2 separate regions of the Homo sapiens genome follow, and region 1 is linked to region 2. A link is a loop called in an ENCODE intact Hi-C map of the cell type or tissue named here. Cell type or tissue: MCF 10A. All regions are shown on one strand. Each heading gives the region's core, and the rest is flanking DNA. Links, peaks and the distances in the headings are about the cores only. Region 1 overlaps HSD17B12 (hydroxysteroid 17-beta dehydrogenase 12). Region 2 holds the start of C11orf96 (chromosome 11 open reading frame 96).

Evidence for each region. Peaks named below come from ENCODE experiments on the same cell type or tissue, not always from the same donor. Only the 100,000 strongest peaks of a DNase experiment are listed, where the experiment ranks them.
Region 1: it touches region 2 in a loop (7-fold over the local background); 6 of 110 quality-filtered maps call a loop at or near these places.

What each region holds. Positions count from the first base shown.
Region 1 is chr11:43,822,555-43,827,925 of GRCh38, forward strand. The region is part of intron 6 of HSD17B12 (hydroxysteroid 17-beta dehydrogenase 12); the gene reads left to right. Among named protein-coding and RNA genes, the nearest start is that of ALKBH3, 56 kb to the right of the region's middle. In MCF 10A, for the core only: a CTCF peak has its summit at 2,876 (motif pointing right); a DNase peak (open chromatin) is centred at 2,877.
Region 2 is chr11:43,942,072-43,947,442 of GRCh38, forward strand. C11orf96 (chromosome 11 open reading frame 96) reads left to right here and starts at 566. Exons shown (of 1, transcript NM_001145033.2): 1 at 566-1,807. The coding sequence starts at 834. The coding sequence ends at 1,202. It also overlaps a transcript of ACCSL not described here. RefSeq lists silencers at 154-283, 324-453 and enhancers at 1,193-2,022, 2,023-2,851, 4,861-5,361. In MCF 10A, for the core only: a CTCF peak has its summit at 2,880 (motif pointing left); a DNase peak (open chromatin) is centred at 2,860.

The DNA.
Region 1 (5,371 bases), core at 287-5,286, 120 kb before region 2:
TCCCACCTGTGAGTGAGAACATGCGGTGTTTGGTTTTTTGGCCTTGCGATAGTTTGCTGAGAATGATGGTTTCCACCTTCATCCATGTCCCTACACAGGACATGAACTCATCCTTTTTATGGCTGCATAGTATTCCATGGCGTATATGTGCCACATTTTCTTAATCCAGTCTATCATTGTTGGACATTTGGGTTGGTTCCAAGTCTTTGCTATTGTGAATAGTGCCACAATAAACATACGTGTGCATGTGTCTTTATAGCAGCATGATTTATACTCCTTTGGGTACATACCCAGTAATGAGATGGCTGGGTCAAATGGTATTTGTAGTTCTAGATCTCTGGGAAATCGCCACACTGACTTCCACAATGGTTGAACTAGTTTACAGTCCCACCAACCGTGTGGAAGAGCATCTCAAGCAGGGGATTATATATTAATTTCTTTTTACTCTTTTTAAGTCAATTTGAAATTTAATATTTTTATATTAATTTAATTTTTTACTTTTTTTGGGGGGGTCAGTATAAGACTTAAAGCAGGGGCTTATAATTTAGTTCTTCCTTCATCAGACATTCAACCAAGGTGGGGGCTTGAAACCATTTCTTATTAAGGGTGGGTGTGGGTAGGGCACCTTTCTGAACCCTCCAGAGTGTCATGCGCCCACTGCATGTCTTCCCTTCACTGAGCATTTCATTTTTAGACTCTTTCTTTCTTTCTTTTGTGTGTGTTTTTCTTTTTTTGAGACAGGGTATCACTCTGTCACCCAGGATGGAGTGCAGTGACACTATCATAGCTCACTGTAACGTCAAACTACTGGGCTCAAGCGATCCTCCTGCCTTAGCCTCCTGAGTAGTTAGGACTACAGGCATGCACCACCATGCCTAGCTAATTTTTAAATTTTTTATAGAGATGGAGTGTTGCTATGTTGCTCAGGCTGGACTGGAATTCCTGGCCTCAAGCGATCCTCCTGCCTCAGCTTCCCGAAGTGCTGGGATTACCAGTGTGAGTCACCATGTCTGGACTAGAGTTTTTCTTAGATTGAGTCTCTCTTTCAGTTTAGAGCCTCTCTACAGATTGTAAGCACCATGAGGGTTGGTATCATGTCCTTTTCCTTTCCTGCTGAATCCTACCTGGGCCTCGCATACGTAAGGTGCACAACACATTTTTTTTTTATTCTAAGAAATAATAATAAATGAATGATTTTTTAAAAACAGAAAATTCTGAACTGAAAAAACTGAACTGAAATTTTAGTTCAAGTTCTTTGGGAATAAGGGTCACACTGATTGTGTGTGGCCCTAGAAGGTTGAACTTGAATCAATCGCTATTTATACTGAAGTAAATTGTGAGAATGTCCTAATCTTTGAATCTGCCAGAAGTGGAAGAGGCGGAAGGTGAGTATCCTGGGTCAGAGGTTGTAAACTGTTGGTCTGTGGGCCAGAGGTGGCTGACGAACACATTTTGATTGGCTCAGTTTTCAAAGTTAGGAAATTTTACACCGAGATTTCTAACTTCTCTTGGGAAAAATCTGAAAATTGGGTAACACAGACCTGAATTACTACATGGCAGCAAGTGACTAGAGCTGAGTAGCTTCCGGATATATGCAGTAAGTTAGGCCTGCAGCTCTCTAGATTGCCACAGTCCCCACCAGTCCCTATTGTTTGACTTCTCTCACTCATTTACATTACCTCTCTGACCTTTCAGGCACTTGAGTTTGGGTTCTTCTGTTCCAGGTGACTCCAAGTGTTCAATGTACTCAAACAGAATAACTGCTTGGAGAAATTGAAGGACTAGAATGACATCGACTAAATTAATCTCTTCTGTCTTAGTCCCTCTGGGCTGCTCTAACAAAATACCTTAGATTGGGTAGTTTATAAAGAGCATAAACTTATTTCTCAGAGTTCTGGAGGCTGGGAAGTCTAAGATCAGTGCCCCACCAGATTTGGTGTCGAGTGAGGACCCCATTCTTCATAGATGGAGCCTTCTTGCCATGTCCTCATGTGGCAGAAGAGGCAAACAAGCTCCCTCAGGCCTCTTTTATAAGGGCACCAATACCACGTGTGAGGGTGGAACCCTCATGATGTAATCATTTCTCAAAGGCCCCACCCTCCTCTTAATGTCACCATATTGGGGATTAGGTTTGAACATACAAGTTTTGGAGGGGTGGAGGTTGGGCGCAGCGGCTCACGCCTGTAATCCCAGCATTTTGGGAGGCTGAGATGGGTGGATCACTTGAGCCCAGGAGTTCAAGACCAGCCTGGCCAACATAGTGAAACCCCATCTCTACCAAAAATACAAAAATTAGCTGGGCATGGTGGCACGTGCCTGTAATCCCAGCTACTCAGGAGGCTGAGGCAGGAGGATCACTTGAACCCAGGAGTTTGAGACCAGCCTGGCCAACATGGCGAGACCCCATCTCTATCAAAAATAAAAAAATTAGCCAGGCATGGTGGCTCACACCTGTGGTCCCAGCTGCTCAGGAGGCTGAGGCAGGAGGATTGCTTGAACCCAGGAGGCAGAGGTTGCAGTGGGCCAAGATCGTGCCACTGGACTCCAGCCTGGCTGGCAGAGTGAGACCCTGTCTCAAAAAAAAAAAAAATTTGGAGTGGAGGGACACAAACATTTAGACTATGGCATCTTCCACCCCATGATTCTCTGAAATCAGAGTATGAGACCCTTTGCATGCTTTTTGAAAATCTATTTTTTCCTTTTTATACCACAGTGTATTCATTGTATGTCACTTAGCCAGAAGTGTCTTATGCGATGCCCTGCCCATGGAGTAGATGATAAAAGTTTAGATGAATGGACAGATGGGTGAAAAGCACGGAAACATTTGTTTTTCTCACCTGGATTTGCCTCTGGCATGTGACACAATGCCAGTAGGGGGAGCCCTCTATTAATTTGAAAATCCATGAGAACAGTCTCCGTTCAGCAGTCTAATTGTATTTAATTTAGGAATTATGTTAAGAATGCATCCGGGCACCCTGCTTCAAGAATTTAACAACATTAGGAATATGATAAATTATGGGAAGGAGAGTAAAACCCTCACCACTAATCCCCATCCATGGCTTTTCTAGATGAAGGCATTCCAAGTTAATAGCTAGTCTTTTAATTCATTTTGAAATTAGTTATCATTATGCTCCTAAAAAATTCCAAATTATTGGATACATTTAGTCCTTAGAGTGTCATAGTAATGGCCTGCTTCAGGCATAACTACAAAATGATGGTTTTGCCAAACGGCATGATAACCACTCTGCATTGTTTTCTTCTTCCAAAAATGAGAGAGTAGTTATAGATTGGTACTGATGTTGCTTTTCACCTCCAAATGAAGCTAGGTTATAGGATAAATGCCTTATATACGAGTGAAAATGAAAAATCTCTGACAACTTTAGAAATTATTTTCTCCTCCCCAAACCTGTCACTTTTGAGAAGTTAGCTTATTTTGGAAAAATTTAGGTATTGGAAACTCTTAGCATACTATAGTATGTGAAACTTATAAAAACTGTGTATGATTGTATATGCAGTCTTTTTTTTTCTTTTTTTTTTTTTTTTTTTGAGACGGAGTCTCACTCTGTCGCCAAGGCTGGAGTGCAGTGGCGTGATCTCCGCTCACTGCAAGCTCCGCCTCCCGGGTTCACGCCATTCTCCTGCCTCAGCCTCCCGAGTAGCTGGAACTACAGGCGCCCACCACCACGCCCGGCTAATTTTTTTGTATTTTTAGTAGAGACGGAGTTTCACCGTGTTAGCCAGGATGGTCTCGATCTCCTGACCTCGTGATCTGCCCGCCTCGACCTCCCAAAGAGCTGGGATTACAGGCATGAGCCACTGTGCCCGGCTGGTATATGCATTCTTTTTTAAAATTTTGTTTAGAGTTTATGAATTATGGCTTTGGAATCATTATTAATTGGCATGGAGCTCTTTGTTCTGAAAAGTTCTTTTTCTTTTGATAAATTAATGTAGATCAAACCAAATTTATTACAAAAGGAAAAATTTTATTTTGAATGATATAGGATTGAATTTAAGGTTAAGTAATATGGAGCTGGGAAAATGGCAAGGCAGGGCTCTTAACTTTCACAAAAACTTAACATTAATAAAAAGGGAAATCAAATAATACTTGGAGATCTCAAAGCACTCTTAGAAACTTTGTCTAATTAAGCTTTCCACCCACTGTGCAATAAATATTCTATTAGCTATACAGGTGAGATTCTAAGAATTTCTAATTAAGTTGTGTTCTTTTTTACCGCGGTGCTCAAATTACACAGTTTGCCAAAGGAAATGTGTGCTGTGTCATTGTAGCATGATTTTCAATGGAGTTACCATCTAATTTCTCCAAACCAGGCATTGTGTAACACTGTTGTCACTTTCTGTAATTATTTTCACTGTTACACTGTGATTTTGAAAAATTATTGTTAATGATTACAGTTGAAAACTTGTTTAAGGTATTTGCATCTAAGAAATTGTTTACTTCCAAATTGTGTGGGTACGTTTTTAGTTACTTGGATTCAGATCCTATTTATGGTAAGCAGGTTTCTTTGGGGTAGAGGGAGGGCAGATGTGGACAAAGTGGCTATTTGTGGTATCCTAATTCTGGGTATGAATATCCTGGATTCCAGGGGCTTTGCCTGGATTCTAGGGTGAGTTGTTATACTTTATTCTCTCCATGTGTATTATGATAATACAGGTGATTAAAGCATCTTGAATTTTAATGTAATCTTTTAATTTGAGCTTTTGATTGTCTTTTTGAACATTATGCAATCATGTTTTCTTTGTACTGTTCTCTCTAAAAAATGACCAAATGCCAAAGATTACATGATATGAGAATAATTTGCTTATATTGTATCATTTTTCATACTAAATTAATGAGTGGGAAAATCTACATTGGCTCCTGGGTATAAAATAAAGTTCCTTCTACAAACTGTTGATTACTGACGCTACAGGAGTAAAACAGAAAAAGTTTTATTCATATTAGGTTTCTTTTAGAAATAAGATTGTGGAGGCTTTTCTAATTGTAAAAACAATGCAAGATTGTTGCCAAAAGTATGAGAAATATATACAAACACTAAGAAGAAATTAAGTCACTTTTAGTCGTAACTGCAGATGGTTACATTTTAATATAACATTTTCAAGGATTTTCTAGGCCAGCCAATGCATTTTTGCTGAATAATCTAATCATCTAAATAATCTTAATCTAATAGTACTGATTTTGATTTTGTATAAGCGAAATAAGCCTCTTATTTATTTCCCAGCCAGAATATACATTGCTATACCAGTAAATACTAGTAAATATTTTACTCTTGACATTGAATCAAATTCTAAATTTAGCTGTCATCAAGACATTCATTTTTCCTCATATATTTGTATACTTTTTGGCTAGCTTGCA
Region 2 (5,371 bases), core at 89-5,088:
GTGTGCGCGCGCGCGCCTGCGGAGGGGGGTGGCAAGGATCCAGAAGGGGAGCCCACCCCTTCTTCCGAGCTCAGCTCTGGGGAGCCGGGCGCTCAGGCTCGCCAGGCTGCAAAGAGAGCTGAGAGCTGCCTCGCGCCCCGCGCAGAACCGGCGGTGGAATAACCAGCGCCTCAAGTGTGTGCATCTGGGACCAGGGGGCGGGGGAGGGGGACCTGCGGCCCCGCGGCCAACCCGGTTGGTGCAGACTTGGGGATCCCAGAAGGGACAGTGCCCGCCCAGTCGCGGCGATTGAGGGTCCCTGTCCGGGCGCAGCTCGGGCCAGCCGCGTGCTCCGGGGCCGCGGCTTCTCCCGGAACCCCCGCGGGCGGGGCCTGCCTTCCGGAGCCGGTTGGCGGGGGGCGGGCGGCGCCGGGGAAGGGGCCGTTACTTTCCCAGAGCGGCGGGGCGACGTCAGGCGGAAGGGCGCGGGGCGCGCACGCTTTAAATGGCATTCGCTGTCATCCGAGCTCAGAGCCGTGTGGGCAGCCGCGGGCTATATAAGCCGCGAGCCTGGCCGCCGCGGGGCAGACGGCGACAGCAGCGGCGGCGAGCGCCTCGGAGCGCGGCGGAACAGCGCCCCCCGAGCCCCGTGCCCCCCGACGGGTCCGCCCGCCCGCCCGCCCTCCCGAGGAGCGCCGGCCCGGGCCCGCGAGGGCCGCCGCCACCCCGCAGCAGATTTGGATCCCCCGCCCGGCGAGCCCCCGGCTGCTGCCTCCCGGGGGGCCCCGGCGCAGCGGCCGCCCTCGGAGAGCCCCGGCGCCCCGCCGCCCGGCCCCGCAGACGCCGGAGGCGCCATGGCCGCCAAGCCCGGCGAGCTGATGGGCATCTGCTCCAGTTACCAGGCGGTGATGCCGCACTTCGTGTGCCTGGCCGACGAGTTCCCGCAGCCCGTGCGGCCCGCCAAGCTGCCCAAGGGCCGGGGCCGGCTGCGGCGGCCGCGCCAGTCTCGCTTCAAGACGCAGCCGGTGACCTTCGACGAGATCCAGGAGGTGGAGGAGGAGGGGGTGTCCCCCATGGAGGAGGAGAAGGCCAAGAAGTCGTTCCTGCAGAGCCTGGAGTGCCTGCGCCGCAGCACGCAGAGCCTGTCGCTGCAGCGGGAGCAGCTCAGCAGCTGCAAACTGAGGAACAGCCTGGACTCCAGCGACTCCGACTCGGCCCTGTAAGGGGCGCCGCCCGCGGGGGGGACGCGCGCGTCCGCGGTCCGCGCGGGGACCGGCGTGTGAACCCCGAGAGTGCCCGCGCCCTGCTCCCGGGGGACCCGCAAGGACCCGGGACCGCCGCTCCTCGCGCGCTCGGACTCCCGCCCCGCTGCGAACCGGTCGGTGCGCCCCTCGCCGCGCTCGCCCTGGCCCGGGAGCGCCGGGAGCGGGGCCGCTTTCCTCGTCCTTGTAAATGTTTATTTTTTAACTCTTCCCAGTGCGAACTCTGCTGTGAGTGTGTGCGGGGAGGCGCGCCCGCGCTGAGTCGGCGGCGGGTAGCCACTCCATGCCCTTGTCCGATGGTTTGCAACTCCGATTTTGCACACCGCTCCACCGTGCCCCCCAGCGCACACCCATTCACACTCACGCCAACACTCTCGCTGAACACTTTTATAATTGTTAGGCGTGGCCGTTGGGACTTTGGGCGCAGCGCGGCTGCTACTGCGTCTGGAGGATTGATATTTATTTTTGCATTGCGATGGCTGAAGGCATTTATTTAACGATCTTTTTACCTGGATATGTCTGTGAGGCTCCTGAAAGGAGACAAATAAAGTCAATATATTTGCACAGTGCAGTTTTCCAGGCTCTTGACTTTTTGCACCTTCGGGGTCCAGGCTCCCAAGACTCGGGGAGGTGGGGGAGGAGGTGGCAGGGGGATGTCGGACCAGGGAGCCGGGAGTGGAGCTACCTCCACAAGCTTCGGTCACCGGAACGAGGTTGCGCCACCGGTGCGCGGGTCGGTTGCCTGCCTCCCCAAGTGGATCCACCCCCGGTCCAGTGTGCTCCTGCGTCCCTGGTCTATTCCCCATCGCCGGCATCCGGGCTGAAGTGAAGCCGCAGGAGGGGCGGAGGCAGAGCTGACGATGGAGAGCTCTCTCCTCCGTACAGTTCACTTCCCAGAGCTGGGGTCAGGGTCCTCGCCCCGCACCCGCCACAGAAGACGCATCTCCCTCTGCGCTGATTCCTGGCGGCGGGTGGGGAGATGTCGGAGCCAGCAATGCGAGATGTTTGGGCGTTGGGACCCGAGAGTGGGCTGGAGGCCAGCCTGGGTTGGTCGAGAGTGTGGGTGCGCGCTCGCTGTCGCGGGCAGGTGACTCCCTGACCGCAGTTGACCCAGCGCAGTGCCTGGCGCTCCTGCGCTGCGGGGAAAACCGCGGCCGCTATGTCTCCAGCCGTTCTCTGCGCTCCGCAGGGTTCCTCCAGGAGGGTGGGGCATGTCTTTGGTTAGAGCCTGAAGGGCACCTGGGTACCATCGAGTCCTTCCCTTCTCCCCGCCCCTGCCTTTGTTTACATATGAGAAAACAAGCCTAGGGTAACAGGGAGAGGAGCGCCCCCAGTTCTCCGCACTCCTGGTCCAGGACTCTTGCACCGCAGGAGTTTGTCTTTCCAGTGCTCTTCAGCCACTTCCCGAATCCCTGTCTGCTTCCTAAATCCTCTGGTTTAGCAGTGTGGCAGGGCCACCTGGCTGCAGATGGCCACCAAGGTAACAAACTACATTTGGTTGAGCCGGGCAGGTCCCCACACTGGGGCCCTCTCCCAGACCCTCCCTCCAGGATTACTCCAGGGCTGACCCACCCTGACAGGTTTAGGGCTCCTGCTCCGGTTGCGGCGTCTCTGTGCTCGGGCGCCCTCTGGTGGTGGGGCTGGTGCGTGGGGGTCAGGAATCTCTAGGAGATACCCAGTCTCTCAGCTGCAGCGCAGAGCTCTGGAGAAGACAGCAGAGGAAACGAAACAAAGAAACAAAAATGGAACTACAGGGCCGGAGAGGGTGTTCTTCCCTCGGCTCAGAGAGAGCACAGGCTATGGCCTTGGTGGCTGTAGTATTTGGCCCGTGTCCCAGTCCCTGAGAACACGCTGGCCCAACAACGGGTTCCACTGTGGTGGGGTATCATGGCAGGAGACTCTTAACCTGCAAAGGCCTCAGAGATGTGAGGCCACTGTGGGTCGATGCTTTATTCCAGCCAGGGCAGCTGCCACCACTGGACTAGTTTGAGCTCCACGGAGTGGGAGGAACTTCCTCTGAGCCCAGCCTCATTCTCTTCTCTCTCCAAAGAAACTCCCTGAGGACAGAGGGGCGGACTCCACATCCTGTGCCCCTCTCTCTGTCTTACCTCTTCGGCAGCAGCTCCTCTTTCTACTCTTCAGGAGCTAGATGTCCCAAGTGTCTGGAAGACCTTCCAGTGGGCTTCTAGACCCTTCAGGCCTGAGATCCTCCCCTCTGCATAGCCTTCTCTCGCGGAAGAACCTCCTTCTCAGCCGGGCAGTGGTTCACGCCTGTAATCCCAGTACTTTGGGAGGCCTAGGTGGGCAGATCGCTTGAGCCCAGGAGTTCGAGACCAGCCTGGGCAACATGGTGAAATCCTATCTCTACAAAAAAAAAAAAAAAAAATTAGCCGGACGTGGTGGTGCACACCTGTGTTCCCAGCTATTCAGGAGGCTGAGGGGAGAGGATCACCTGAGCCCAGGGAGGTGGAGGCTGCAGTGAGCAGTAATTGCGGCACTGCACTCCAGTGTGGGTGACAGAGTGAGACCCTGTCTGAAAAAACAGAAACAACAAACAAACAAAAAGAACCTCCTGCTGCCTTCAGCCCCTACCTGAAGGGTCTCCTTGGGTTACCCCAGCCAACAACAGAGGTTATTGAGGGGACCATATTCCCTGCTCAGCTGTGGGCAGGCCCAGCACTGAGTAGGTGCTTCTGAAATGTTTGGGTTGAAATGAATAAAGAGGTGCTGAGGAAAATCCATTCCTATCTTGCCTGCTTCTGTTTTGTTGTTGTTGTTTGTTTGTTTGTTTTGAGATGGAGTCTCACTCTGTCACCCAGGCTGGAGTGCAGAGACATGATCTCAGTTCACTGCAACCTCTGCCTCCCAGGTTCAAGCGATTCTCCTGCCTCAGCCTCCCGAGTAGCTGAGATCACAGGCATGCCTGTGAGTAGTAGCCACCATGCCCAGCTAACTTTTATATTTTTAGTAGAGATAAGTTTCACCATGTTGGCCAGGCTGGTCTTGAACTCCTGACCTCAAGTGACCTGCCCTCCACGGCTTCCCAAAGTGCTGGGATTACAGGCGTGAGCCACCATGCCTGGCCCTGGTTCGTTTTTTAAGTTATTCTTGTAATTTTTTATTGCCCTAGAAATATTTGTTTATTATAATACAAAACAAGTCAGTCATATTCCCACCACCCAGAGATAAATAAGTTAACATTTTGGAGGTGATGCCTATATATGCATGTTTATTTTCTTTTACCAAATGAGTTTGTATTCTACATGCTATTTTTCAACCTGCTTTTTAAATTAATTGGATTTGCATTTAGTATCAGTATGCATCGATCCACATCATAGCTTTTCATAAATTCTATTGAATAGATACTCCATATTTAATTAAGTGAATGCCCCACTATTTAGTATAAAAGTGATGTCTTATTTGTCCCAGTTTCTTAGTTTTCCCACAAACGGGTAGTTCTAAGGGTTGATGTGGAGAGAAGCCTGATAGAAGCCGTGTCCCAGAGAGGCAGAGGGAGGGAGTTTGGGATGCTGCAGTATTAGAGGGATCAGGCTGGTCCTGGAAAGCCATGGCCCATGGGCTACATGGGGGTTGCTCTCTGGTTCTGAACATCTCTGCCCTGCACAGAGGAAGGAGGGCAGACTGGAGGGTAGGGAGCTTGTGTTAGTCCGTTCTGTGTTGCTATAAGGGAATATCTGAGCTAGGTAATTTGTAAAGGAAAGAGAATTATTTGGCTCACAGTTCTGCAGGCTATACAAGCATGGCACCAACATCTTCTTCTGGTGAGGCCTTGAGAAGCTTCCACTCATGGTGGAAGGTGGAGGGGGAGCAGGCATGTCACATGGCCAGAGAGGGAGCAAGAGGGAGGCCAGAGTCTTTTAAGCAAGCAGCTCTCCCGTGAACCAACAGAGGGAGAACTCACACATTGCCGTGGGGAGGGCACTAGCCATTCATGACGGATCCACCCTTATGACCCAAACGCTTCTGACCAGGCCCCGCCTCCAACACTGGGGGTCACATTTCAACATGAAATTTGGAGGGGACAAACATCCAAATCATATCAGAGGTCCTACCAGGCCCCTATGCAACGGCGGGGGCTCAGCTCCTCCCTGTGCTCACAGGCATTCCAA